Linked DNA regions of Mus musculus: all the other regions are linked to region 1. The links are chromatin loops, found by intact Hi-C in ENCODE. Cell type or tissue: heart. All regions are shown on one strand. Region 1 holds the start of Plcl2 (phospholipase C-like 2). Region 2 overlaps Plcl2 (phospholipase C-like 2). Region 3 overlaps Plcl2 (phospholipase C-like 2). Region 4 overlaps Tbc1d5 (TBC1 domain family, member 5). Region 5 overlaps Dazl (deleted in azoospermia-like). Region 6 overlaps Tbc1d5 (TBC1 domain family, member 5). Region 7 has its middle 5.0 kb from the start of Gm31015.

Evidence for each region. Hi-C counts contacts between places; a loop is a spot of excess contacts. Peaks named below come from ENCODE experiments on the same cell type or tissue, not always from the same donor. Only the 100,000 strongest peaks of a DNase experiment are listed, where the experiment ranks them.
Region 2: a loop joins it to region 1, with 2.5 times the contacts of the local background. A loop is called at or near these places in 2 of 42 quality-filtered maps.
Region 3: a loop joins it to region 1, with 6 times the contacts of the local background. A loop is called at or near these places in 12 of 42 quality-filtered maps.
Region 4: it touches region 1 in a loop (2.9-fold over the local background); 5 of 42 quality-filtered maps call a loop at or near these places.
Region 5: it touches region 1 in a loop (8-fold over the local background); 17 of 42 quality-filtered maps call a loop at or near these places.
Region 6: it touches region 1 in a loop (4-fold over the local background); 14 of 42 quality-filtered maps call a loop at or near these places.
Region 7: a loop joins it to region 1, with 2.6 times the contacts of the local background. A loop is called at or near these places in 6 of 42 quality-filtered maps.

Annotation. Positions count from the first base shown.
Region 1 is chr17:50,506,851-50,510,850 of GRCm38, forward strand. Plcl2 (phospholipase C-like 2) reads left to right here and starts at 2,697. Exons shown (of 6, transcript NM_013880.3): 1 at 2,697-3,087. The coding sequence starts at 2,758. In heart, CTCF peaks have their summits at 2,053 (motif pointing right) and 2,252; DNase peaks (open chromatin) are centred at 331, 1,881, 2,471 and 2,941; H3K4me3 peaks cover 2,500 bases; H3K27ac peaks cover 1,714 bases.
Region 2 is chr17:50,641,205-50,645,204 of GRCm38, forward strand. All of the region lies in intron 4 of Plcl2 (phospholipase C-like 2), which reads left to right. Among named protein-coding and RNA genes, the nearest start is that of Plcl2, 130 kb to the left of the region's middle. In heart, a CTCF peak has its summit at 2,330; a DNase peak (open chromatin) is centred at 2,347; H3K27ac peaks cover 1,076 bases.
Region 3 is chr17:50,627,188-50,631,187 of GRCm38, forward strand. The region is part of intron 3 of Plcl2 (phospholipase C-like 2); the gene reads left to right. Among named protein-coding and RNA genes, the nearest start is that of Plcl2, 120 kb to the left of the region's middle. In heart, a CTCF peak has its summit at 1,742; no DNase peak of the experiment used is centred here.
Region 4 is chr17:50,773,004-50,777,003 of GRCm38, forward strand. The region is part of intron 18 of Tbc1d5 (TBC1 domain family, member 5); the gene reads right to left. Among named protein-coding and RNA genes, the nearest start is that of Gm41598, 16 kb to the right of the region's middle. In heart, a CTCF peak has its summit at 2,459; no DNase peak of the experiment used is centred here.
Region 5 is chr17:50,289,275-50,293,274 of GRCm38, forward strand. The region is part of intron 1 of Dazl (deleted in azoospermia-like); the gene reads right to left. Among named protein-coding and RNA genes, the nearest start is that of Dazl, 2.3 kb to the right of the region's middle. In heart, CTCF peaks have their summits at 2,398 (motif pointing right) and 3,639 (motif pointing left); a DNase peak (open chromatin) is centred at 3,567; H3K4me3 peaks cover 1,052 bases; H3K27ac peaks cover 741 bases.
Region 6 is chr17:50,793,334-50,797,333 of GRCm38, forward strand. All of the region lies in intron 17 of Tbc1d5 (TBC1 domain family, member 5), which reads right to left. It overlaps Gm41598 (a long non-coding RNA gene), which reads left to right. Exons shown (of 2, transcript XR_876871.2): 2 at 171-257. Among named protein-coding and RNA genes, the nearest start is that of Gm41598, 4.5 kb to the left of the region's middle. In heart, a CTCF peak has its summit at 2,313 (motif pointing left); a DNase peak (open chromatin) is centred at 2,328.
Region 7 is chr17:50,417,120-50,421,119 of GRCm38, forward strand. No RefSeq gene overlaps it. Among named protein-coding and RNA genes, the nearest start is that of Gm31015, 5.0 kb to the right of the region's middle. In heart, a CTCF peak has its summit at 1,920 (motif pointing right); a DNase peak (open chromatin) is centred at 1,922.

The DNA of each region.
Region 1 (4,000 bases):
GCTCCTTTTCTAACTCTAACTTCTATGAATTTTACAATGCCATGAAAACACTTCAGCAAGGATTTTGGCATACTATTTACAATTTCTTGAATACCATTGCTCACGGAACAGGAGCGATGGAAAACAATCACTTAGTAACCGAAGAGGCACAGTCGGGAAGGAGGAGAAATAATTGCCTACCGCCCTGTTCGTGCCGAAGAAAAACTCTTCCTTCACTGAGCTTAAGAAACAGGTTGGGAGCCAAGAATTGCATGTCACAGGAACATGCCTCTTCCTGTCACCATATCAAGGTACCTAACGGTTGGCCGTTTGTGGAGCCAATATCTTTCTACCACATGTGTGACCAGGAGCTTGTGGGAGACAAGTAGTTAGGTCAGGGATGAATCGGAACCTGGCACGGGCCTTGGGCGTCTGCCATCATTAGTTACAGATCTGCCAAAATGCTTTGGGGAACGTTTTAATTTAAATGCCAAGTTTATTTCAACGAAATCTCCCTGATATGATCTGTTGGGAATCTAGAATGAAATAGACAGGTGTTCATTTTGAAGGGCATTTGTGAATTAGTTCTGTAAACAACAACCAAACAACCAAACAAAACAACAACCCATTCTGGGTGTTTGACCCTCAGGGTGCCCCTACTTAGCTCAGAACTCTCCAGGAAAGAGCTGAAGAATCTTTGTTAGCTACATCATTTTTTCTTTTGCTACTGTCATGTAAATGTAGAGGATTAGCGTCTACTACAAGAGGGGCAGGATCCTCCTGTGATGACTGAAAACATCAGAATTAGAGAACTTCTACAGGAAGACCCCTGCATTCTATCCTCTCTAACATACTCAAACACAATTATGACTATCAATCTAATAAAGCAAATGAAAAGCTGATTTGAAAGTATTTTTCTGTGAAACTGTCAGAAGACCAAAAATATATTTTGAGGCTAAACTAGGAAGGAGTTAATATGGAGGGGTGAGGCTAAAAAAAGAATTAAAATGTCATCTATCCATAAGAAAACATTTGTTAGTGGGTAGGCCCTATTTGACTTGCCCAGATGTTTACAAAAGCGTGCCAAGGGGATCAGAAGAATTAAAACACCCCAAGAATAACGAAAGGATTTTGATGTCGCATTTGAGGAAAGGGTGGACATGTTTATGAATGTAAAGCTCGTTTCCTTAGAGGCTCCTTGGCAATTTGCTACCATATTATGGTAACGAGGGCAAGGTCTCTAAGTTCTGTCCCAGGGGACTCTCAGGTACTCCTGGCCCAGGGAAAGTGCCTTTCCAGAAGATGAAATACAGTGAGAGAAAAACTGGGAAGCCAGAACCAGGCATGAAACTGGACCTCAGGGTGGCTGGGTTGGGGAGGTGGGTGGAGCCTCTGGTACCACACAGTGCACTCGTCCTGCTCTTCTGCCAATGGCTCTGCCAGGCTACACAGTGGCCCTGCGTTCTTCCTTGGCTCCAGGAATGGAGGTTTAAGGAAAGTATTTGCATATGAGAGCGACATGTTAATCATTGATTTTTGATCCTGTCCCAAACGATGGTCCTGATTTGGATGGTACCCACTAGGGGTTGAACAAGCAAGTCTCTCTAGTGTCAGGTTTAGGAAAGACACAGACTACAATGATAAACCTCCGTGGGACAACCCAGAGGCACCAAATAAACTCTGCGGAGGTCTTCTGTCTCTCAACGCCTGCCAGCCATGCCATCCCTACCCCAGATCCTGGCAACCTGTCGTGCTCATTGAGTTTAGCAGCCCAAGGACACGCAAGAGGATTGGTTTCTGTATGGGAAATGGGTTTGCTCCACTGAGGAAGCCCAGGGGGAGCAGGGTGGGAAGGGAGCGGGTTCCGAATGAAGGGCTGGAGCTGGACGCGAGGTGCAGCGGCCAAGACCACAGCCCCAGGACCCTCAGCTCGCCCGCGGCCTGCGGGTTCGCTGTCCCCCTCGGGATGCCTTCAGGTGACTGACAGCTGGCTGTGGCGTGCGCCTCGCTGAGCCGGCCTAGGAGAGCGACCACAACCGCAACGCCCGTGCCCGGAGCCCGGACGGGTCCCCTCGGCCTGTAGGGGGCAGCGCGAAGCCCGGGAGGCGATGGCCGCGGGTAAGTGGCGGTGGGCCCGGGGGCCATCAGAAGCCGCCCTGGGCCTCGGCTGAGCCCTGAAGGTGTGGGGGGGGGGGGGGAGACTGACGGGCCTGGGCGGAGCCGGGAACCCCGGAGCCCCGCGCGCCGCGCCTCCGCGTGTCGCCAGCGCCGCGGAGTGGGCGCACGTGTCCCTCGCGCCCCGCCGCCGCGAGCTCGTCGGTGAGCGCGGGGCCGGAGGGGACGCGGCGCTCGTCGGTGAGCGCGGGGCCGGAGGGGACGCGGCGCGCGGCGGTGGGCGCTGGCGCGCGCGCGTTATTTTTGGCGCCCGCAGCGGCGCGTGTGCCGGGGCGTGTTTTCCTTCCCCAGGTGCCGGCAGCGGGGGCGCCGCCGCCCAAGCTGACTCCTCTCTCCTCTCTCTCTCCCCGACCCCGGCAGGACCCCAGAGGTAATTCCGCCTGCACGACGTCCTTCGCGCCGGAGGCGAGCTCGCTGCACGCGCCACATCCCAACCAAAAAGAGAAAGAAAAAAAAAAAAAAGAAAAAAAAAGAAAAGAAAAAGCGGAAGAAGCGGCCGAGGCGGCGGCGGCGGCGAGGAGGAGGGGCCGCGCGCAGCGGCCCGAGGCGGCGGCGGCGGGGACGCGGGGACGCGGCTTTGTGCAGGCGGGTCGTGGGGCGCCCATGGCGGAGTGTGGCCGGGGCGCCGCAGGAGGGGCCCTGCCCACCTCCCCGAGCCCGGCCCTAGGCGCCAAGGGCGCCCTGAAAGCCGGAGCCGGGGAAGGCGGAGGTGGTGGCGGGGGAGGTCGCCTCGGCCACGGGCGGGCGCGCTATGACAGCGGCGGGGTTTCCAACGGAGACTGCAGCCTCGGCGTGTCCGGGGACGAAGCCCGGACCAGCCCTGGCAGGGGACCTCTAGGCGTGGCGCTCGCGCGGACCCCTAGCCCAGCTGCCGGTCCGGTCCCCAGGGACAGCAAACCGGGCGGCCTGCCCCGCCGGAGCAGCATCATCAAGGTAAGTAGGAGACCCGCGCGCGTCCTTGGGCTCGCTTTCCCCGCCCCGGAGAAGCTGTGGCGGAAGGAGGCGATGCAAAATGAGCCCACTGCGAAGGGGAAGCCAGGGTGTAGGGGTGTTTGGAGTGCTGGAGCAGGGATTGGAAAGCTGATGGCATTGGGAAAGAATGGAGAGGTGATCTGAGTGTGCAGGAGTGCTGTGCTCTGACATCCCCAGAGCAACTTGGGGCTGTCACCTCTCTCCAGATTGACTTGGAATTAAATGGCCTTGTACCTGCCTGGGTAGGACAGGCTTTTCAGAGGCAGCTTAGCATGGTGGCACACTCCCTGTAAGGTTTCTATTGTATTTTAAAGGACAGGGATCATGTGAAAATATTTTCTCAAAACCCCAGGCAATGAACATATATTATTTAATAGATTTCTTCTAATCTACTGGGTAATTGGTTGCCCCTTGCAAGTGATTGTATTTGGGGAATGTAAATACCTCTCCTTCAGTTACTCGGAGAAAGGGAACATAAACACAGATTTCCTCTTTTTTAGCCTCAAAAGCTCTGAGAGAATACAGTTCCGCACAATTTAATTCTTTCCTAGCTGCTATAAGCAGGCCTCTCCAAATTAGCAAGTTTCTTTGGAATGGTTTTTGCTTGTTTTTGTTTTTGTTTGTTTTGTTTTTCATGGTGCTATTTAGAAAGCCACCAGTTGTTTTGTGAATTTTAAATTTCAAGAGGTGACATTAAGAGTTTATGGTGGCTTCCTTCAAACATTGCAGTGTAGTTGCAACATAAAAATATTTCTTGTGACTCGAAGTGAAAAGAGAAAGTTGATAAGCTACGAAAAGTAGAACCTTGAGCCAGATCAGCCCATTTGGCTTGTTCAAATATGGAGCAAATATGGAATGTTGCTTTTTGAGACAT
Region 2 (4,000 bases), 130 kb after region 1:
TTTTTTCTTCCTCTTCAGTAAAGTACTGTTAGCAAAATGATGTTTTTATTTTTAGCCCTTTCTAAGCTAGTTCTCCCTACAGTATCCACCCAAATGCCATTTTGGCATGACATTATCCTACAGGGAGTCATACATTAGATTACCAGGGTGTCGGGATGCAAATCTGATCTCCACACTATGCAACAAGGCCATCACCCAAGTCTCCTACCATGTTGCCAGCATTACAGAAGACCCGTCATACTCCATCTGCTCCTACACTTAATAAATATGTTTTGAACTTCTACATGCATAAGGCTCTTAGTAGCTCTTGCATACCAAAATGTAGAAAATAAGTGAGCCTAGTTTTATCCTTTTGGAGTCTTCCAATCATGCACACTATCTGAAAATGTTCATGGCCAAGATGCCTCGTTGAAGCGACGCAAAGCCATTGGTGCTTTGAGCCTTTCAAGGCTAAACAGCTGTGTGTAGAGAATTTCAAAAGGCAGAATCGAATAGGGCAACTTGCAATATGGAGGAGCTTGAGAAAGCTTGAGGAAGGCACAGCGGTGCCTGGTGCACACAGGTAGTCCTTCTCCTGGCCTGTCCCTGCATAGTCAACCCCATCGAGTTTCACAAGCTCTCCCTTTAGTCAGACTCTCTGTGCTCCTCTGCCAGCTAGTAGTACTTTTGCAGTTACCCAGTGTGTCTGAAGACCTTTCATGATTCCAGGGTTCCTACTAAAGCATTCTCTTGGGCTCTTCAACTCACTTGTTTGTTTCCAGTTGATAGAACTTCAATTATTGTGCATTTTATTAATGCATTCCATCTTCTGAACAGGATAGCTTCCTACAACACCAACATTGTATATTGTTACACTCTGTATCTTACCCAAGACATCTGTTCTAGCCTTCTGTGCAGAGTGGTGACTTGAATGTTAACTAGCAAAAATGTGATTTGACTTTTATTAAGTATTCTGTTAAGCACATGTATAAGTATTTTTGAATTTTGTTGAATTTTAAGCGGGAACTGTTTATTAATTCAGTTATTTGATTATGTCAGTTTTGCAGATTCCCTGGTTGATGAAATTTGATTGATGTCTTCTATAATGGGTTTTTGGTTTTTAGCTTGATTTTAGTAACGAAATGCTTGCTCTACTAAGCAGAGTGTCCTACCCCAGGGACTGCTCTGGTGATGAATAGAGAGTGGCTGCTCAGTCAGTCTCCAGGTGTCCTAGGCATAAGGACATTACTAGTCGAGCCAAGATTATCTTTTGGTTGCCCTTGCTACCTACGTAGAAATACTTAGAGCCCTGGTCTTTCATTTCTCATGCTTACAGTTATTGTAAGGGCATACGATCATTAGTCATATGAAGACTTGGTAATTTGTACTGAGTTCAGAAGATGTCTGTATAAGATTTTGCTTTAGAAGTGATTCTTACAGTGTTTACAGAACTTCGGTCTTGGAAAGGAAGGTATAGGTCACCAAAATAAGAAAGAGCTGCCAAGTATTTCTAGCTTTTTAAACACAAATTTATACTCACATTAGATAACATTTCATTTAAACGGCTCAGTGAAAATAGGAATTCTGACCAGTGTGACCCCGGGGAGTCTAGGCTGGGGCTCCCTGAGGTTTAACAGATTTCAGGGAGAGAAATGTTTTCTTTGGTGTTAAGTAGAGAGGGAGTTGGGCAGGCAAGGTTTTCTCTCTAGTGAAGACCTCCAACCATGATGGGCTGGCAGTCTGTAGCCTCTCCTCCATCCAGGGAGACAGAGCCTTGCAGGTCAGAACTGGCCATGGGAACAGCACTGATGGGTGGCAAGGCTTCTGCAGTTGGTTCTTTCAGGAGAAGCTGGTGGCAGAGAGAATTTGGGGGTGGGAGGTGAGGAAATTTTTAATAAGGAAACTCTGTTCCTAGGAATATGTAGCACTCAGTGAAGTGTAAGATGTTAAAAGACACACACACAACACACACACACACACACACACACATACACACAACACACACACACACACACACATACACACAACACACACACACACACACAGAGACACATACACACACACACACAACACACACACACAACACACACACACACACACACACACACACATACACACAACACACACACACAGAGAGAGAGAGAGAGAGAGAGACAAAGACAGGCAGAGTTAGGCAGAGGAATAGGGCAGATCCTTTTCTGAGACAGCAGAGCAATGTGGTTTTTAGAGACAGGCAGAGAGTATTGCACAGGGAAGCCCTGCCTCGTGGGAACATCAGGGGAAAGGGCAAAGGGAACTTGGGACAGGGCTGGGCGTGGGTGTCCCTTCAGTCGGGGCTCAGCAGTGCCACCTGAAGCTGCAAACTGGGCCATGCGAGGTGGTGTGGGAGGCAGTGTCTGAACACCATGTGAGTAAAACCAAAATATAAATAGCACAGGGCTATTCAGGAATGAGTGTGTCTACATTAACACACCCTTTCTCGGGCGAGTAAATGGTCAGGGGCACAGGAACTGAGCAGGAACCTGCAGAGGAAGAAGCATCATAAAAAGTATTTTTAAAACATGTATAAACACTGATAAAATTTGCCAAATTCTAGAAAAAGAAAAAAAAATCCCCCTGTCATCTCTATTTCTTTTTCCGTGACCAGAGCCATAGCCTTGCTTTGACTGGCCTGGCGGTGCCTTGTTTTGCTTTTTCTCGTCACTGAATTGACTTGCTTCAGGACGGTCAGAGAACGCACTAGCAGGAAACACATGTTTTTAGCGGGTGGTTTTAAGCGGGAAATTGTCTCTGGGGGAGACAAAATCAATTACATGCTTTCTAATAAGAATGAACACCACCTTTGCTTAATTTCCACTCCCTCTTGAAACCTCATTAAAAACGACCACAGGGCCTTTGTCTTTTCTTCAAAATCCATAAAGACAAAGAGAACAGGAAGAGCAAGATCCCCAGAAACAGCTGAACACAGCAGTGGCCAAATAAGTGATAATTGCTTATCCGCAGCCTCAGGAGCTGCCAGAGGCTGCGTGGCAGCCATGGCCAAGGGCTGGGGGCTAAGCGGGAGGGATGTGAGAAGCAATCTCATTCCCACTGCAGACCACCTGCTTGGATGAGGAGTGCCCGGCAGTCAGGGAGCCAGTGAGGTAGGGAGAGGCGGGAACTGTCTCAAAGCTGGGTCAGGAAGCAGTCAGAGCTGCTACCTACCTGACAGTGGTGAAGGTTAAGAATGGCAGCCTCATCCTTCAGACAGAGAAGTCAGAGGTAAAGCTGGGAAACTTTCCAACAGCGTAACAATGTAATCATCTTACTTAGAAACAGGAACAGACTACTAAAAAGGGAAAACAAAAGTCAGGGGAAGGAAGGAAGGAAGGAAGGAAGGAAGGAAGGAAGGAAGGAAGGAAGGGGGAGAGAGAGAGACAGACAGACAGAAAAAAGAAAGAAAGAAAGAAAGAAAGAAAGAAAGAAAGAAAGAAAGAAAGACAGAAAGACAGACAGACAGACAGACAGAAAGAAATCAGAAGGTAGAACTGAGGTATTCCTGGGGTTGTGGCCTGCCGCCCTCCTCCCCCCACCCCACCCCCACCCCTGTGAGTCTTAGGAACACATGGTCTACAGGAGCCTTGGATGAGGCTCCACAAGGCCTGGCCCCTTGTCTCTAGGGTTCTCTCAGAATGAGTGTCTCAGGGATCCCGGTTCTTTCAGGATGACTGGGAACACTCAGAAATACACACAGCCACCCCAGGCGCCCTGTGTAGAAGCTCCAAGAGTACACATAGGCTCTGGCTACAGCATTTCTAACTGAAGGGGTAGAAGTCCTCCAGAGAGTGAAGTTTTGATTACCATTCCTCTTACCTGTCCAGAGGAACTTTTTCTGAGTCCTCTGCTATCTTAAATATGTGTTTCAAATTTTTATTTTCAAGTTTTGTGCTTGGGGTACATTTGTAGCCAGTCTATGACTTAACAGAGTGGCTCCCCAGAAGCTTCAAGCTTGGGGACGCCATTACCAGAGCATTGATGTTCC
Region 3 (4,000 bases), 120 kb after region 1:
TGTGCTGCAAGTCTTGCTTCTCATTGTGAGGAAGTCTCCAGTTACTTTTCTCTCTTAACTAACATCTATGTGTGGTTACTCCAGACCTGAGAGAAACAAATGAAAAGACAGTGAGGCTGGTTCGGTTACTTATAACTAATTAGGTGTTTCTTAATCACCTTCCTCTCCTCGGAGACAAGACGCGCTATAAATAGGCAATGATAACAGTACTACTATGTTTAATTGAAATGGAGTTTTTGAAATGTAATTAATTTAGTAACAATAACTTTAAACAAGCATTCAGTGCTCTAGATGGCCCATAAACAGGAAAGAGTGAAGTTCCTGTCACTCTCAAAAAGTAACTTGCTCTCTGGAAAAAAAAAATGTCTTTAAGCAGCTCAGGTTCACCTTTCCTTTTGTAGACTGAGTCAGGCCAGGTTTGAGCCGTTCTCCTCACTATCCTGTAAGTAAAGTATGACCTCTAAGTTCTCTGTCTTAAAGCTCAGAGACTGAAGGACACAGAAGGATCCGGCCTGGGTTACATATCAAGGCAGAAACCAGTAAAGACTGTATCCCACAGGACTGTCATGGCGGCCCACAGATCCTGTCAAAGGTTCCTCTCAGCTCCCAGACTGCCCATCCCTTCACTTAGCCACACCCCTTCACTTAGCCACACCCCTTCACTTAGCCACACCCCTTCACTTAGCCACACCCCTTCACTTAGCCACACCCCTTCACTTAGCCACATCCCTTCGTGCTGTCCCTGCTCTAGAGGATATTGAGTGCACTGTGCACCTAAGTTCCAAGCTGCCTGGACTGTGCTATAGTTAGTTTAGAAAAGCAGAGGGTAAGAGGCTGACATGACCAAAGGCCCAGCAAAAGGATGGTGTTTCTGAGCCTTCATCTGTAAGGTCAGGACGTTGTAAGACACTTCCCGCAGTGCACTAGTTTAATGTGTGAGAATACACATACAATTCCCCAGAGTGATCACCTGAACATAACAGGTTGATCGTTAAATGGACTATTAAGAGAATTGGTACATTTTATATGTACATGAATTTGCTTTCCTGGTACTCTCCATATGGAAAATCACAACAAGAAACACTTCTTGAGCTGGTAGAAATTATATAGCTTGGGTGGGGTTAGCTTTATAATCGCATGGAGTTCCTTTTCAGCATATAAGTTCTGTTTCAATGTTCATATTTCAACATTTTTGTTTCCCTTGTGAATATAATATTGTGCAGAATTAGAGATAGTACAAAATCAAATCTAAAATTCTTTACATTTTTGGAAATTCTGTTTGAAAATAACATTTTTTTTAAAAAGCACTTTTATTTTTAATATTTTGGTTAAAACTGAACTGAAGTTTAAAACTCAGGAATTTAAAATGTATCTAGGAGTTTATAGTGAAATAAATATCTCAGTACACCGATTTTATAACTATTTATTTGGGGACAGTTAGAAGCCCTGGATCTTTTGAGCCCTTCTTTGTTTCTCTTAGGCTGTTCTGTATAGCAGGGTGTGCTCGTGGCCCATGTGCATTCGAATTTAGATCTCCAAGCTGCACTGTTGGGACTCTTGTGGGGTTTGCTGTCTACATCTCCATCCCTGCCCAACTGATTTTCTTTGAGATTTTCTTTGGTTTTTTTCTTTGAGGAATGAATTTTTCTCCAAGTTTCCTCTTTATGTTCTTCCCCTTATCCCAGCTTCCTTCTCTCCACCTTCCTGCCTAGCAAATGTGTATTACTAAGGACTTCTAGTGGCTAACTCTGGAAGTGCTTCTCAGAAAAAAAATTACAAATATAAACAGTTAGTCTATCCACTTTCATAAACTATCACTGCAACTGGCAAGAATCTTGCAAGAATCCTGGCTGGCTTTTAAAATAATTCTGACTGCATGATACTATTCATTCTTATAACACTTTTACTGAATTCAGTTGATTATTTCAGTATAAAGAACCTGTGCTATAATGTGTATTAAAAGCATTTGATGTTACCTTCTGTTTATGAGAGTCAGTTCAGAAACTGTCTTGAAGTTTCATCTGTAAATGAGATTTCTAAATATGCGAATGAATTTAGGTGTACATTAGAGTGATAAGTGATAGAAATAGTTACTGTGGTCAGAGAGGCTTTTTATATTTTGGAATTCCAGCCATATAAAATGGAGTGTTATTGCTGTGCAAGCTGCAATCTAGTGCATAAGAGGTTCGGGACGTGCCGTGGCTTGGATGAAGGTTTTTGTGCCATGAAAGTCTCTTCTAGTCCCTGAAAACCACCCATGGATGATATAAAAGGTTAGAGCAGATTGGAAAGGTAGAGAATTCTTAGCTTTCTGGGCTGGGACCAGGGGCTACTCACAACTCCCAATCCACTGCATATTGACTTATCACTGGACATCATCTCCCGCAAGGTGTGAGAACAACTGAGTGCATTATGGAAGCAGGCTTGTGTGATACCACCACTAAGCTTAGGTTGAATATGACAGAAAATGGATTAAAATTGCACTTCATTAAAGCAAGCAAGAAAAAAAAATCTTTAGAAGTATTCTCCCTCTGTACTGAGTGCTGGGATTGTACTTGATTTGAAAATGCAAATTTGTTCCCAATTGATACGTTTAAGAACATTTTGCAAATAACTTAAAATTTCACACTTCCTTATGTGCAGTTTTGTCTGTAAGTAACACTAGGTGAACCAGAAAACGGTTCCCGGGTGAACTGAGTGTTAAGTCCCTGCCAGTTCCCTGGGTTCCGTGAGTCTGTTTGAACCTCTAGGCATCCATGTGTGTTACTGTGATCTGACTGGTCTGTGAGATTTCAGGTGCCCTTCTTGCAGTACCTCACAGCAGCTCACGGCACAAGCTGTAGCCTTCAGTGCCCACTTCTGCTTCAGGGCTTTTTCAAGGTCTGTTGTGCTGCTGTCATCTGTTGGTATTTAGTTGATTTGTGTGGTTTTAGGTTTTTCAGTGTTGTGCCCTTAACCTCACTTTCCTTATAAAGCCCTGTATTTTTAATTGTGCATTTTTATATAATGTAGTGATATTTCCAGGGCTGCATATGCAGCGTTATTACAGAACTGTTGATATTGCAGTTGCATTCTCCACAATTACCAGCATTACCAGATGTCAGTGCAGAGCTCTCAGGATGATGAACTCAGCTTCTGTCCAGAGACTCTCACGTCACCATAAGTGAACATTGCGTGATACCCTTGCTCTTTCTGGCCACTCCTGTGTTTAGAATTTGGTTTTGCTTTGTACTTGTTAACTTGGTGACTCTAGTTGAAGCATTACCATGAGGCTCATTTATCTTTTAACTAGTATTTTTTATTAATTATTTGAGAATTTCAAATAATATATTTTTATTATGTTCACCCCAACTCTTCCCCAGATCCATGCCCAGTCGCCCAGTCCCTCTCCCTCCCTCCTTCCTTCCCCCCTTGTCTTCCTCCCCTGCCCCCTCCTCTCTCCTATTTTACTCAAGTACTCTTGGGTATGGGGACAGCAATGGAGAGTATGTCAACCTCCTAGGAGACCCATAAAGAAAACTGACTCTTGCTCTTGTAAAGCTATTGCAGGCAATAACCCCTCAGGTAGGTAGTCCCAGCTTCGTGCTTTGCCGTCTAATGCTGAGATTTTCTTCCCAGCCTGAGCATGCACACATTTTGTTCATGCTATCATAACCACTGTGCATTTATATGTTCATCTGCTCGAGTGTACCTGGAAAGCACTGCTTACTGATAACTATCTGTCACCTCTGGCTCTTACAGTCTTTGAGCTCCCTCTTTCTCAGTGGTTCCTGGAGGCCCATTTATCTTTTAAAGTTCCTTCTTCACAAATTCAAACAAATTGTAGCCACAGTATTGGCAGAGAATATTTAAATTTTCCAAATTTCAGAGCTAAGCTTTGCCTAATTTCTAGCTAGTGATGGAGATCCTCACAAGACTTCCTCATTGCTCTCATTGCCTCCTTCCCTGATGATTATCTGTGATTGTGAAAGTTTACTTTGATCACAACACAACCTGCCTT
Region 4 (4,000 bases), 270 kb after region 1:
AAACATAGAACATCCAAGATAAAATTTGCAAAACAAGAAAATCAAGAAGAGGGAAGACCAATGGTTGGATACTTCGTTCCTCCTTAGAATAGGGAAAAAATACCCATGAAAGGAGTTACAGAGACAAAGTTTGGAGCTAAGATAGGGTCCCCAATAGAGAATCTAGAGAAAACACCCAAGGAGCTGAAGGGGTCTGTTCCCTATAGGTGGAACAACAATATGAACTAACCAGTACCCCCAGAGCTCTTGTCTCTAGCTGCATATGTAGCAGAAGATGGCCTAGTTGGCCATCACTGGGAAGAGAGGCCCCTTGGTATTGCAAACTTTATATGCTCCAGTACAGGGGAAAGCCAGGGCCAAGAAGTGGGAGTGGGTGGGTAGGGAAGCAGGGTGTCGGGAGGGTATAGGGAACTTTCGTGATAGCATTGGAAATTTATATGTATATGAAGAAAATATCTAATTAAAAAAACCCTTTAACTGAGTATCTGTATGACCAAAACCCACAGTCCATACTGCGGTCAGGGACCGCTCTGTAGATGCTGATTGCGCTCTGCTCACTGTGCTGCTCTAATGATAATTTCCAGATACCCATGAATAAGAATTCCTGCCGACTCATTTACAGCTAATAACTTTTGTAGATACTGGAATGAGTCAGAATTTCTCTCATATGTAGCTCACAACATCCTAAATAAAAACAGTATCTTCAATAAAATGCAAGGTCCAGCATTTAAATGTTTTCTAAATAGACCACTTTTGAAATTTAAGTCTTAATTATATGCAAAAGTAGATGTGCTCATTTTGTTGAGAGAAAAACATGGTATGCCTGTCTAATTTCCTTTTCAAAGGAGCTCAGGGTCCTGCATATGAGAGGTGGTTTGACTGACCTACGTCACTATGTTGGTTAGAATATGCTTGGCCCATGGGAAGTGACACTATTAGGAGGGTGGCCTTGTTGGAATAAGCATGTAGGCTGTGGGGGTAGGCGTTAAGAGACTCTCCACCTAGGAGGGTGACCCCATAGGAAAACCAGAAGTCTCAACTAACCCTGACCTCTGAGCTCTTTCAGACACGTAGCCACTAACCAGGCAGCATACACTAGCTGGTCCAAGGCCCCTGACACGTATACAGCAGAGGACTGCCTGGTCTGGCCTCAGTGAGAGAAGATGTGCCTAACCCTCCAGAGACATGAAGCCCCAGGGAGTGGGGAGGCCTGTCTGGTGGGGGTGGGGACATCCTCTTGGGGACATGAGAGTTGGAGGATTGTTATGTGGAACTATTCCCCCTCCAGGCCAGTGAGCTCCCAGGATATGCTGGGTTTGTGGCTCATCGAGCAGAGCATGGGCTGTCACCTGCCCTTTCTGTCATGCTGCTGTGAGACTTGTGACTATATACATTTTTGACCTGAGCACCGTGAAGCAGACAGCTAAGAGGAGGGAGAATAGAATTCACCTTAGTAGGCACTTTCAAACTCTGGAGCAAGTCTGTGGATAGGAACTCAGCTCAGTTAGGTGAAGCAGCTGCAAAGGTTCCTTCCAGACCTGCCCTACTGTTACTAGGCCTGAAGATCCTCTGATGAGATCAGCACTTTCATTCTTTCTGGACGAAAGCCCTGTAGATTAATGTAACTTTCTGGAAAAGTTAAACATAAAAAATTAGGTGCTCAGGACAGTTTTTGTTGTTGTTGTTTTTTGTTTGTTTTTAAAATCACAGTTAGATACTAAGGGCAAATAGGGAGACAGCATTATAACCTCCAGAATATGACTTTTAGCCTCGGCCAACTTTCATCTGCACAGAGTAGCTGAGAGCTCTCTTCTCCTCCTTTATCTGGCACATGTGTAATTTAGGGAACAAATACTACAGTTCAGTGTCGCTTTTTAAGAACACATAAATATTAAGTTTCCAGAAAGGCCATTGGAAGTAAGCAAATGTTATCAATGACATATTTAATCTAGCGTGATTCAAACCTATAGGAATCGCTGGCCAGGCGCTGCTAACACATCCAACTGTTTGACTTCAGCTCTCCTCAATTTGTGTCTATGCCTCCAGGCAGCGTTCACTGTGGGTACAATCTGGCATCTCTGCGTCCTCCAGAGTTGATGGAGATGAAGAGAGACGACAGGGGAAGAAGACCAACCAGGAGGGGATGATCGTCTTACTGTATCCCTAAGGGTAGCATCCTGCCCATGAACTTAACAGTTAAGGGGCAGCAATACATTTTCTATGAGTCTCTCTCTCTCTCTCTCTCTCTCTCTCTCTCTCTCTCTCTCTCTCTCTCTCTCTCTCTCTGTGTGTGTGTGTGTGTGTGAGTGTGTGTTGGGATTAAATAAATTTATCGAGGCAGTAAGAAGATAAAAGCCAGATTTAAAATCCCACTTAGAAAAGCAAACTCAAGATAGCACACTCTGCACTGTGCAGACAGCTTGTGAAAATGCTCCTTCTGCCACCCCATGCCTCTGTGGTGGAATTACATGAATGGAGAGACTACAAAGACAGAAGTCACGCACAAGAGTCTAAGTCTAGTCTCTCAGACCTTAGCTGACTCACCGGCAGAGAGACTATGAACAAAGTTCAAACAACTAATTTAATGTCATACCACAAATATATGAATTAACTTGAAATTAGATTGAAATTAGATTAAAATTCTTAAGTAAGTCTTCTAAAAAGCTAAAAACCAGTTGTGGCATCTAAGTTGATTTGTATCTATTTATGTCCATAAACTACATTAAGTAGGAAAGTGTATTGGTGCTTCAGGAAAGCCACTCTGTTCACTTTCTCTTCTACATCACCAACATACCTCAAAGCCTGAAAATGGAGCCCTAAAAGCTGCCTTATTAAAACAAAAATTTTCTTTTAATTTAAATGCTTCAGAGAAGGACAGGATCAGCCAGTCTGGAAAGCAACTGTCCAGCCAGTTGTTGGCCGCCCATTATACCCTCCCCTCACAGCCTCATCACAGTTAGAGTTCTTCATGTTAAACTTCCATCTTAACAGTGCCTAGAAGGGTGAACACAGAGTTTAATTCTGGCCAACAGGAGGAGAAAGCAAGCCTGCTGGGGATCTCCCACAAGAGGGTATGGCTGCTTCTATAGTGTCAACAGACGCTACAAGAGTCTAATGACTCTTGTATTGATGAGATATTTTTATTTACTTATTATTCCGCTTTACCATAAAAATTTACTATAGGACAATTTTTTAGACATTCCTTATATAGATAAAATGTTCATAATTCCAATTCTAGAATATGGAGTAAACAATGATCAAGCTGGCTATACTTCCAGAGTAAGTACTCCTTTTAATCTTTCTTCATTTCACTGTGTCATGACTAAGATTACGCTGATGGATTAACTAATGCTAAGATATTAAATTCTATTAATATGATCATTTTTAAGCTACCAAAGTGCACTAAGAGGATCCCCACCACCTGCGTTGAGCACTCCTGGCAGCTGCCCTATGCTCTTGCATGTCGGGGGACCAAGTCATCTACTCTGTGTAGTGCAGACATTCTGATTTCATATGCTTTGTAGAGGACCCTGAATCACAGACATGCTTAGATTATTGGAGGTTGGTATGTAATCATCACAAAGCAAGACAAAATACCTTGCAATTCATTAGGAGTTTAAAAATTGCTCCTGGTTAGTATATCAGTTTTAGCATTTTCCCTTATTATTTATTTTCTCTATCCTTAAATCTTAGCAAAATCTCTTAGGAACAGGTGATAATGAGAGTAGATCATGACTAAACAAGCACAACTCACTTAACAGTCAAACACGTGGCCAACACAAAGATTTCTAGAACTAAAAACTAGGTGTCGGCATGTAAAATAAGGCAAAATATCAGAACTTAATTAAAATCTCAATTTAATGAGGTAAACCTTCTTTTCTAGCTATTTAGAAGCTGATTATGGGATGGATCCCCGGATATGGCAGTCTCTAGATGGTCCATCCTTTCATCTCAGCTCCAAACTTTGTCTCTGTAACTCCTTCCATGGGTGTTTTGTTCC
Region 5 (4,000 bases), 220 kb before region 1:
ATGCACACACATGTATATATAAACATGACAAATTATGTAAAACACTTCGTTTGTATTTCACCTAAATTAGCTAGCAATAGTGTAGTTTAGCTTCAGGACTTAAAGCAATTAGAGAACTGGCATAGAAATTAAAAAGGTAGTACTTTCAGAAATATCCTTCTTACTGTTACCTCTGAAACTGAAAGCAAACCCCACTATGGTTATGGTATCTTTTCACAGCAACAGAACACTAAGACAACACATTTTTAAAACATGTGTAAGTTTTTTGTCTGCTTGTATGTATGTGCACCATGTGTGTGCTAGTGCCTACAGAAGCCAGAGGGAGCTGGATCTCCTGGAACTGAAATTACAACTGTGAACTATCATAAGGGTCCTCTATAAGAGTAGCAAAAGTGCTGTTAACAACTGATTCATCTCTCTGCCCCATTCATGTCACCTTTTACACTATATTGTGAAAAAATGCCAACTTTACAGTTTATGAAAAGATTTTATTTGATGAACTTGGTGAAAAGTTCTGATCTGTGAAGACTAAAACCATTGTGGAACTACTACTAAATTTCCATTTTACTGAGTGTCTTAAATCAAAAGCATAGTAAGAACCCAAAGTAAACAACACAGCTGTTCAATACCCCAAACAAAAAAAAGTATTAAACTCTTACATTTTTCCTTGCCTTTCTATTATTAAATTAATATAAATTCTATAACCTTAACATGCCCATGTTAATGTGATTAGTCAATCACATTTAGAAGTAAATGAATTATGAGAAATTACTGACACATCAGTTTCCTATTCCCTAATACTATTGTGTTTAAAGCATGTTCTGAAATAGCTTTTTGTTTCTTGACTAACACCATACAAGCTCCACTGGCAATTCATACAGTAGATTCTTAATTGATTAACATGATTTTCCTAAAGAAGAACTTATTGGAAATAAGTGTGTGTACAGAAGAGGCAATATAACAAAGCACAAAAAAATGAACTTAAATCAAAATACCTAGATTTATGTCTGTAAGTTATAAGCAGCATGTTTGCCAGAGTGCATCTCTGGCAGATTACTTTGAGAATGACTAAAACTGGCGAACTCGTTTTATAAAGTAGTATGCTATTAAGAGTTAAGTATCCTGTATTTAAATTTATTTTCAATGGAGTTAAAAAAGTTTTTCCCTCCAAATTTTACTATCTTGGCTGACTTTATTAACTGGATGGAATTTTAGTAAACTATTATTATGTCATACCCACTGAAAAATCCACTTATGAAACTGACAATGAATACTGAACACTAAGGGAAAGCTAGTATATGTAACTTGTTTACATGTATGTATACATTGTCAAGAAGCTAAAAATGTCAATTTGTTTTTAAAAGATTAACTTCATACAAATTTTAGAAATGAAAAACTGTCCAATACTTTACTTTTTTGACCTTTTTTGCTTTTATCTGCTTAAGTCCTTATTTGCTATTTTATATTCCTACTTGAGAACTACCTTATTTCTTTAAACAGTAAATCCCCTTTGTGATATTTCATGACAATGAAATGGCAGGCAGCAAAATTATTAAATTTTTCCTTCTTTTACTATGTTACGATTTAAGTTTAATCCTAAATGCAATACTACATATGCTATGCATCTTGGACTATTTAGAACCTGACTAGATTTGATTTACTAATAGAAAATCTACCCATCTCTACTCAATTTCTTATTCAAAAATAAACTCAAAACATAAAACAATAGTTCTGTAATTTTTTTAGGACTCCATTTCTCAATTTACTCTTCTTGTATTGATGACCTTAGGATATATTTTTATTCGATAATCCTTTTTACTGATGTCTGTACCACAATACATGGATGCATTTCAACTTAGAAGTGTAATATTTTACCAGTTAACCAGAATATAAGTTATAATGCACTGACTCTCAGTACTGCAGGGGTACTTATGTCTAGGAACATTTCTGGATGTCAACAGTGAGGTAAATTTCTGGCATCTGGTAGGAAGCCAGGGATATTTCCATAACAAATGATTCCCAAACAATGTGTTACTAGGACCATAACCTGTATAGGGATGTGATGAAAAATCCTGTTATGGTACTTCTAGAACTGAAGAGGAAAATAACTGTTGGGAAGAATTTGCTTTCCATTGTTCAAGATCTTGATTTCCTGCCTTAAAAATTAAGGAAAAAAAAAATCTCAAATGTCTTCTAATTGTATTCTTTATAAAAAAGTAAAATGGACGTTTGAGAAAAGTTTAATAAGGAGGAAAATAAAGCATTAAATATTATAGGATGCTTGATTTGGGCTTAAACTACCTGCTTCATCAGAGTAAATATTAAATCGGTCTCAAAATAATAGTGTATTATGTATTAAAGAAGGCACACCATATCCTAGTCCTTATCCAGTAGGTGGCACTCAAAACCAAGAAAGCAAAGAATCCATTTTAATAAGACCTAATTCCTACTGTATGCTTAATAAGTAAAACACCCACAACTGATAGATGCTTTAGTTACTTTTTAAATATGACCAAAACCACTCTACAACCAAATACTTGTAAGTCAGGTTGATGTTTAAGAAAGTATAATTTTATACTTAAGAGATAGGATCTTATTATGTAACTCTGGCTGTCCTGAAAACTTGCTATGTAGACCAGGCTGGCTTCAAACTCATGCCTCTACTTCTTGAGTACAATTATTTATTTTAAATGACGTCTTATGTTGCCAGAGTTGACCTGAACTTCTAAAGGGCTCCATATGGCCCCCTGCTGTCCCCAATAATTGTAAATTTCCACACACCTAAATGCCCACTACTGACCCTGGTGGGAAAGTATCTTACTCATCAATGGACTATAATAGCATACTGAAAACAAACTGTATTAAATTTAAGACATATTTAATTATACCTCTGAATTAGCTATGAGAAATATTAGAATACCAGCAATGAGCCAGCACACAAAAATTTGCCTATTTTGTACAGTACCATACTTCATTGTATTGGAAAATCCACATATCAAATATAGCTAGAAGCTGAGAATAGTTATTAAAGATTTCAGGATTCACATTTTTGAAATGTAATTAAATCACTATGCTAAGCAAATTCCCATGTATGCTACAAATACTGGCCAATAGATAAAAATCTGCAGTTATCAAATGTTTAACCCTAATGTAGTGAGAAAACGGTCCAATATTGTGCGATTTAAATTATTGTGATAGACAAGTACCTATTTCACATTATAAATGCTTAATTTGAATTCCAACTTAAGTTAACATCGGTCATAAGTAGTATAAATTTCTTCCTTTACCTCTAAAATGGAAAAAAATTTTAAACGAACATGCAACATCTAACGGATTTGTGATTAAATGGCTATCAACGTTTGTTTTCAGTAGCCCAAGCTAGCCTGGCAACGCCTCAGTCAGTCTGCTGGCGGCGGCAGCGGCGATTACAGCAGAGCTGTCCGGTCCCGCTTTCCCCGACCCCCGCCCGGCTCAGGCCTCTGGCTCCTCCCCCAGCCCACGCAAGCCAAGCTCCCGCAAAGCCGCCTCCACCCCACCCACAGTCACCAGGCGACAGGGCCCGCCCTCAGCCTCCCGATAACCACGCCCTCCGGGTCCTTTCCACGCCGCGGCCAAGCCGCCAGGCCGCAGGACCCGGCGCGGCCAGCCTAGGCGCCACCTGGCGGAGGCGCCCGCGCTGCGGCGCTCCGACCCGGAAGCCCGGGCGCTCGTGCGGAGGAGCTGGGCCGCGGGGTGGGGGCTGGGCCGCGGCAGGCCTCGCCTAAGGCCTGCTCCTACGGGCACCGCGGCCCAAAGGCGGGAAAGAGCCGTCACGTGACGCCCAGGCCGTGCACGTGGCCCACCCCGGGGCTGCCCGAGGTCCCCAGGGCTGCCCGCCATCTCCCCGCAACCCCTCAGTGCTGGTGTAGGCCGCAAAGGCAGCAAGGCCGCCACTCTTGTCCTCCAGGCCTCACCCTGGGGGCTGTCCGGTGGGGGAGGAACCCAGAACCGGAAATATGAA
Region 6 (4,000 bases), 290 kb after region 1:
AATATGTGACATATAAGTAAATTTTATTATAATCCATTGGGACTTTGTTCCATTTAAAAGAAATTATAACACTATCAAAGAACAAAATCGTATTAACCTATCCCATTTTGTATCAATCAATGATTTCCATGAATAAATGATAATCAGAATAAGAAATGTTGTGTTTCTAGATCTCAAATGTGTGAGAGGAGCACTGTGCATCTTTCTCCTACCTTTCCTGTACCCACACTGCCTAGGGTTGCCTACCTGAGTAATAAGTCATCAAAAAGAGGAACAAGATATCAAACAGACATTGTGACTATAACAGGACTGTGCTGTTGATAACCATCCAATTGATGGATTGGATCAATCATGGATTGATTCCATTCAATCCTAACCACTCAATGAAGAGCTCAACAGAAGACAAGATTGGGACTCAAGAAGATTAATTCATTAGTTCAAGGACCTGTGGGGTATGTGTGTTAGTGTGTGTTAGCATAAGTCAAACAGATTTGTTCAAGCTTAAAAACTATACCAAAATAAATAATTACATTTCTGAATCCTGGATGTGGCATTAAACCTCTCTATATAATGTTTTATTTTCCTCCTTAACTATGTAAACTAGCTTGATAATATTTTTGTTACTGTGGAAACACCAACACTTAGAAAGCAGTCTTTGTACGAAGTTCCCTGCAGAGATCTTCTGAAAACCTTTTCTTCCAGAACAGTGTTGCCTTGAGCTGAAGAGTTTTCAGAAGGAATGTTAGCACTGGCATGGCCTGCTAGGGTAAATTCGCAGCCCTCACTCAACTGAGGGCTAGGTATTCTCAGGATGTAGGTATAAGCTATGCAGTGTCCTAGAGCTGTATGGACCAGTGTACTATATTAGATATGAAGCAGATTGCTATGGTGCCCTGAAATCCAGGCTATGTTCTGCTTATTGAGTGGATCTCCTAGAATAGGCTATATATGCAGAGGTTCTAACTTCACATAAAGGCATTATTGGGATCAGACACAACCATGTCTGGATATAGTCTATCCTTTTTTCATTCCCTTTTCCTTTCAACACACAAAGCAAATGGCTGTGTCCCTTGGACTCTAGGACAATGGAAGTTATTTGTCAAGCATCTCTTAGGAGTCTCTGCTGGCAAATGTCTTGGAAGGAAGGTCAGAGAATGAAGAAATAGTATTATGCTCCTGTAATGTCCTACAGATAATATTTTTGTGGTTTTCTTTCCTCAAAAAACCCCAATGAGATGAACAGGTGCTACAGTGAGTGAGCTGAGGGAAACAGTGGCTTATCTAGTTCAGGGGATGCAGAGCATCTCCTGTTCCCTCTGCCCCAGGTTCATCTCACGGTGGCTGGAACCTTCTCTATCGGACTGACAAACTCTCTGTCAGAGTGTGGGGGCAAAGGGAATTCTAAACACATTCAGACAAAGGGCCAGTTCTGACTGAGTTGTCTTAGAGCCCTACAGCAAGAGTAACATCCAAGAAGGCAGGGACACTGGGGAACCCTGGCGCCAACAAAACAGTGTGCCCTGCAGCAGGCACACTGGCTTGTTCCATAATTACTGTTGAATATAAAATCTTGATAAAAGAAAAATGATGGAGAGTATTTTAATATAAATAGGATTAGTTTATTATATGCATATGAATATTTTAAATTAAGCCAAACATGATATGAGGTTTAATTACTATTTTATTATTCTCATTTTAGCTTGAATTTGAATGAAAGAATCTTGAATTCTAAACTTCCATGTAACATAAATATTCTCATTATAATGTATTTCAACTAAAAGGTGCAAAGAAAAAGATTAATGATTGTAATCTTAAATATTTATGTCTTAAAATCCCATGGGAAGTACTGAAAATGGATAAGCTTTTACTTCTTAAGCTAAACTAATGGGTAATATTAAAATGCTAGTTTTTGACTGTAAACTGTTATGACTCACTATTTATGGTGGTTACATTGTACACTGGTTAAATCGTATGGCAAAAATTTTAATATGAAGGCAATACTTAAAATATTTCAAAATCAGGTTGTGAAAAAGACAAGTGGTAATTTTTTAGGTGGAATATGGGTAGTTAAAACACAGAAACAGATCTTACAACAAATTCGTCAAATATTGTTACAAACAATTCATCCAGTAACAAAAGTCCTTCCTTGTGTCAGCCATCCTACAGAACATAACGTTGCAAATGACCTCAAACATAGGTTGAATCATATTTGGCAAAGAAAAAGAGTTTTCACTGTGAACAGAAAATCCACAAGGCCTGATGCCACCAAAGTAGGCCCTAAGAGTGAACTTTTGTTTTACACAACAGTGCCACTTAGTGGCCAAACTATGGTAGTGGACCAGTGTGCTGAATGGAGAGTAGGGCCAGTAACTGGGTTTGGGAGAGAGTTGTGACACTGTAAGTGGCCAGAATGGGGTGGGGCAGTACATGCCAACAAATGAGAGAAGAGGGAGGGAGGGAAGGAGAGAGGGAGGGAGGGAGGGAGGAGAGAGAGAGAGACAGAGAGACAGAGACAGAGAGAGACAGAGGATGGATAAATAGATGACAGACGGGTGATTAGACAGATGGTAGACAGGGAGGTGGCAACTGTACCTTGGAGGTCAGTTAGAGCCTGGACAGGAACAGAAACCTGAGCATCGCTTCCTGTAACTACGTCGCCTAGATTTCATAAGAAAAAATAATTAGATATGATAAAGGAAAATAGACAACCTTTTGCCTTTCATACTCAATATTATAATATTTTATCGAATTATTAAAATTTATAGAACAGAAAATACAGTGGAAACTTAGATAAACATCTGACGTGTCTTTAAAGTAAGCAATGTCTTTAAAACGATGTTTCCAGTGGAGAGTTTGTGTCTGTTTTTACTAAGGAAAAGTTCACAAGTTCCTACTATAAGTTTCTACTATACTGTGGATTGGAAACCTCAGTATAAAAGTATAAAGGACTTCTCTGAGGAGATTTTTATGGCATTACAAATATTAGTATGTTTTAAAATATATCTTCTAAAAAAGACTTATTCATATGGAAGTTATATAACACTTATTAACAGGCATATTTTTTCAAAACTGATTTCTTCCAATGTAAAAAAAAATATTTTTAAACTAAACTTTAAAGGAAATTCATAGGAAAGACCTAAGCAAGCTCTAATTTCATGTTACCTAGTGAAAATATTTCAAACTTACCACATGTATTTTCAAATGCATCTGTGAACTACATCCCTTTATTATAGGCAATTATTAAATTGAAACCATAGTAAATGCTTATAATAAAGCAGTGTTCCAAAAAAAAAAAAAAAGAAAGAAAGAAAGAAAGAAAGAACCAGATGGGCATATAGAAAAGAAAACCGAGCTGGGAGAGCAGGTCTTAGTGACCCAGAAGGAAGAGTAGGAGAGGAGAGGAGAGCCACCCAGACACTGCCGTCCCTCCAGCTCTTCTGTTTCTGGGGCAGCAGTGTTCAACAATTACCAGTCACAGCCGTCAGACTAACCCCTAGAGACGGCAGTGTCGAAGGCTATTTCGTGGTTACTAAATAGAAGAAAGCAAGTCTTTTAAAAGTCTCCAGGATTCCTGTGTACAGCCTATGACTTTGTAGGCTTGCTTCTTCTTCAGCTTTTATATAATACATGCATATGACAACTATGTATTCATTTTACTAATATATATATAAAGTACTAATTAATATACTATAAATAATATGATTAACATATATAATAATATACAGGATCTCACACACACACATTTTGGTAAAAATCGATTTTAAACGAGATAGCATCCCTCAGTGTTCTGGCCACTTAATGTACTCTGATTTGTAGCGCGGCCACACTGTGTCATTACTGCATTCCTATCAACTAACAGGACAGAGAAATGTTCTCCTATAACCAAAATAAAATTGTGAAAGGGACCACATCCCACAGAAAGGCTTTGGGTAGAAAGAAAATGGTCACAACCTAAGTTTCCATAATAACATTTCCTAAATTGATAAATGGTAGGCTCAAT
Region 7 (4,000 bases), 90 kb before region 1:
AGTTACATCTGAAACCTGTTTATCTTTTAGTATGAAGCCCATTAGAAAGGCAACCCTGTCTACTTTTTCTGAATAAGAGATCTAGTTGCTCTAGAGAAAACAAGGCCTGGTTTTTGTATATGAAATTATAAGGCCCCAACTCAATGTCTTTCTTAGATCCCTAGAAACAAAGCCCAGCATGGAGTTCTTTGTTCTTTTGCCTTAGGCCTGAGAGAACGATGACCACTGGGTGACCCACCCAGGCACCTGACCCATAGTGTAAAGGACCAAGAATGTTTGCCAAAGATAACCTGTAACCTTTCCATGAGAGATGAGCTGTAATTCACCATCCCCATTTTTACGATGTTTACTCAGCTTCCCCATTCTTTGTGGTCTTATCCTCCCCTCACTTTGCAGTTTATTCTTTAAAAACCCTCGACTGCAACTGCTGGGGGTTGATCTCCTCTGCCCCTGTGTGGGTTATGAGCTCGGCCTCAGCATGCTGATTCCCGAATAAACCTCATGAGAATAAACCTCAAGAACGGTTTCTCTCGTGTTATGGGGGCATCGGCTCATTCCAGGACTTGAGTGAGGGTCTCCCCGAAATGGGGGTCTTTCAGTTGGGGGCTCGTCACGGGATTTTGTGGCCACCCCATTTCTTGGAGACCCCTCTTGGAGGTAAGATTCTGTCTTTGTCTGCCAGCTGTGTCTAAATTCGGTACTTTTGGTTTTGATTTGCAGTCGTCTGTGCTTATGAGAGCAATGAACTCCTTGTCCTTGACGGAAGGGAGATGTGTCAGGGGATAACTGGCTGCCACCCTGGGAGATGTCCCAGGAGGTTGGAGGGAGCTCCAGGGACGCCTGGAGATTTTCCATCTGGGTGCCACATTGGAGCCTGAATCCCTCCTAAAGAGGAGAGATTTTGTGCCCACTCCGCCATTTAATTCTGTTTCTTGGTGTTGGAAGTCCCGCAGGAGGCGGGTCCTGGTTTCAGTCTTTGTAATCTTTTTGTGTGTTTTGTTTGTCTCCCTGTACATGACTCAGACAATGGGACAGACCATTAGCACTCCCCTTGGACTGACTCTTGACCATTGGACTGAAATTAAGACTAGGGCTCACAATCTATCTGTAGATATCAAAAAGGAATTCTGCCACTGATGCATTGGCCAAAAATTGCGACCACCCCTCACACCCAAGAACCGACTTGGAGGTATGGGGATGCTCTCTGGAATGTGTGCTTGCCGACTGGAGTCTCTGTTCTGAGTGTCTGTTTTCTGTAACGAACGAGCACTTCTTGTGTAGGTTGGTTTGTCTGTGTCTCATCCTTTGCTTCTGAAGCATGCCACAGCCTGAGTTTGGATCCGTCTGAGTTTATTCTGATCACCTGAGTTTTGGATTCTGATCCACCTGAGTTTATACTGATCAGCCTGAATCCCGTTTAAAAAATGCCCTTGGGGATGCTCTGTCTGTAGGGACCTTCGTCTCATTCGTAGGGACCTTTGTCCCGTCTTTGGGGACCTTTGTCACATCTGTGAGGACCTTTGTCCCATCTGTGGGGACCTCTGTCTCCTCTGTAGGGACCTCTGTTCCATCTGGGGGGACCTCCATTCCATCTGTATGTCGGTAGTGGTACTGTAACCTTTTGTTGAGAACCGGCCGTCTGATTCAGGGACCTTCTGGGTCATTTCTCTGGTTTTGGTCTTTGTGTTTGTTGACAATTTGTGTGCTGTTTGTATTCTTTGTGACTAAGACGATGAGACAGACTATGACGATGACACCACCCCTCCCCCCCCCCCCCCCCCAGTTTGACTCTTAACCATTGGACTGAAGTTAGGACTAGAGCCCATAACCTCTCTGTGGAGATTAAGAAAGGACCTTGGCAGACTTTTTGTGCCTCTGAGTGGCCAACTTTTGACGTTGACTGGCCACCAGAGGGAGCTTTTGACTTGACTAAGCCATTATCTTTCAGGAAGGACCAGGACCTCACCCTCACCAACAGCCATACATTACAGTAATGGCAAGACCTGGTCCAGAATCCTCCACCTTGGGTCAAGCCTCAGGTGTGCCAGCAGAAGCCAGGCTCCCAAGTCCTGGCCTTCTGAAAACCCATGAAAGAGAAAAAGAAAAAATAAATAGGCAGTGTCACTTGGTCTTTGGAGCCCTGCACCTGTAGTTAGGAGTCTAGTGTGGCTGGAGAAGCCCTGCTAGGAGCTGATTGTGAACGCTGCTCTTAAAGGGACCAGCAGCTTCTCAAGTTCTTTGGTAAGGGAACTGATGGCTGTTTTTCCTACAAAAATCTCTGTGCTTGTGATTATTGGATTCATCAGGTAACAAAGAGCTCCTCTCTTGAAACTACAGCTAGAAAAATTAAGAATTTTGTTTGGTTTAAATAAGCAAATGCATGCAGCCATTTCATTTTTGTTTCTGAATAGTTTTAAAGGTATAAATATGTTTTATATGTCTTGGTTATAGATTATTGGCTCATAAGTTATTGGTTATGATTAAAAATTTGTACCATTGGTAACAGAAAGTTGGCTTAAAACTGATAACTCTGGGTTGGAGTAATTTAGAACTACAACATGTGGCATGAGACAACCCTAGGAAACAGGTCTCTAAAGATATGCCTAAATTGGGTAATACTCTATGTAATTCTTATCCTAGAAACCAGACTTATAAAAGATAAGACTTAGGGCAGTGTCTATTTGAAGTATTGGGGGCTGCACCTTCTTGTGGTTGTGTGCAGGAACAGGCAGTCAAGCTTTGTAGCAAGTAATATTTTTGGTGTTGATTTTTACAGAGAATAGATTGTTTACACTGTTAAAACTGGGTTTTGCTTCCCAAAATTGTGGTTGTGCTCTGGTGTTACAAGAGAAATCGAAAGTGAAGGCTTCTCCTGAATCAGAGCCACCAGCTAATCCATTGGCTCCTCCAAAAATCTATGAAGCCTCCTGCGTGGCCTAGTCCACTACCTCCCTCTTATCCACAGCCTCAACACCCACCTCAGGCCTTTGCGATGCTTTGTTTTAACTAAACAGTAGGATTCCCCTGGTCCGCACCAGTTCTAAGTCAGCTGCTAGGTGCCTGCTGAGGCGCTCGGAACCACGGCCCGGAGGGGGGCAGACCCCACGGGGGGGGGGGGACACTGACACAGAGGTCCCGGGATACCTCCCCCCCCACCACACACACACACACACACACACACACACACACACACACACACACACGCACCTCATGGCCGCAGGACAGGCAGAGGGGAGGGGAGAGGACAAGGCCAGGGGGCCCACACAGGCACCCTCCGAGCTCCCCGAGAGTGGCCATGGCAGCAGACTCCCTGCGGGTACACTGAGCTGGAGACTGCAGAGTCTGGATGGACTCCAGTGGACCCGTCCAATCTTCAACCCCTTCAGTACTGGCCATTTTCCTCTGCTGACCTTTATAACTAGAGAACTAACCACCCCCTTTTCTCAGAGGATCCCCAATGCCTCACAATGTTGGTGGAGTCCCTTATGTTCTCTCATCAGCCTACTTGGGATAATTGTCAGCAGGTGTTGCAGTCACTCTTCACAACCAAAGAGCAAGAGAATTCTGTTAGAGGCTAGAAAAATATCCCGGGAGCCGAAGGGCGGCCTACACAGCTACAAAATGAGATCGACATAGGATTCCCTTTGACTCGCCCTGGTTGGGACTACAACATGGTTAAAGGTAGGGAGAGCTTGAAATCTATTGCCAGGCTCTGGTCTCCAAGGTTCCTCAAAACAGCCCACTAATTTGGCTAAGATAAGAGAAGGTATATTACGAGAGAGAGAGAGAGAGAGAGAGAGAGAGAGAGAGAGAGAGAGAGAGAAGAAAGAGAACAAGAGGGATTGTAGACAAGAGAGAAATTTGACTAGAATCTTGGCCACAGTGGTAAGAGGGAAAAAAAGAGACAGGACCTAGACAGATAGGGAACCTGGGCAACAGAAGATCAATGTGCTTAACAGAATTAAGTGAGTTGGGTTCCAAGCCTCAGCTAAAAATGCTC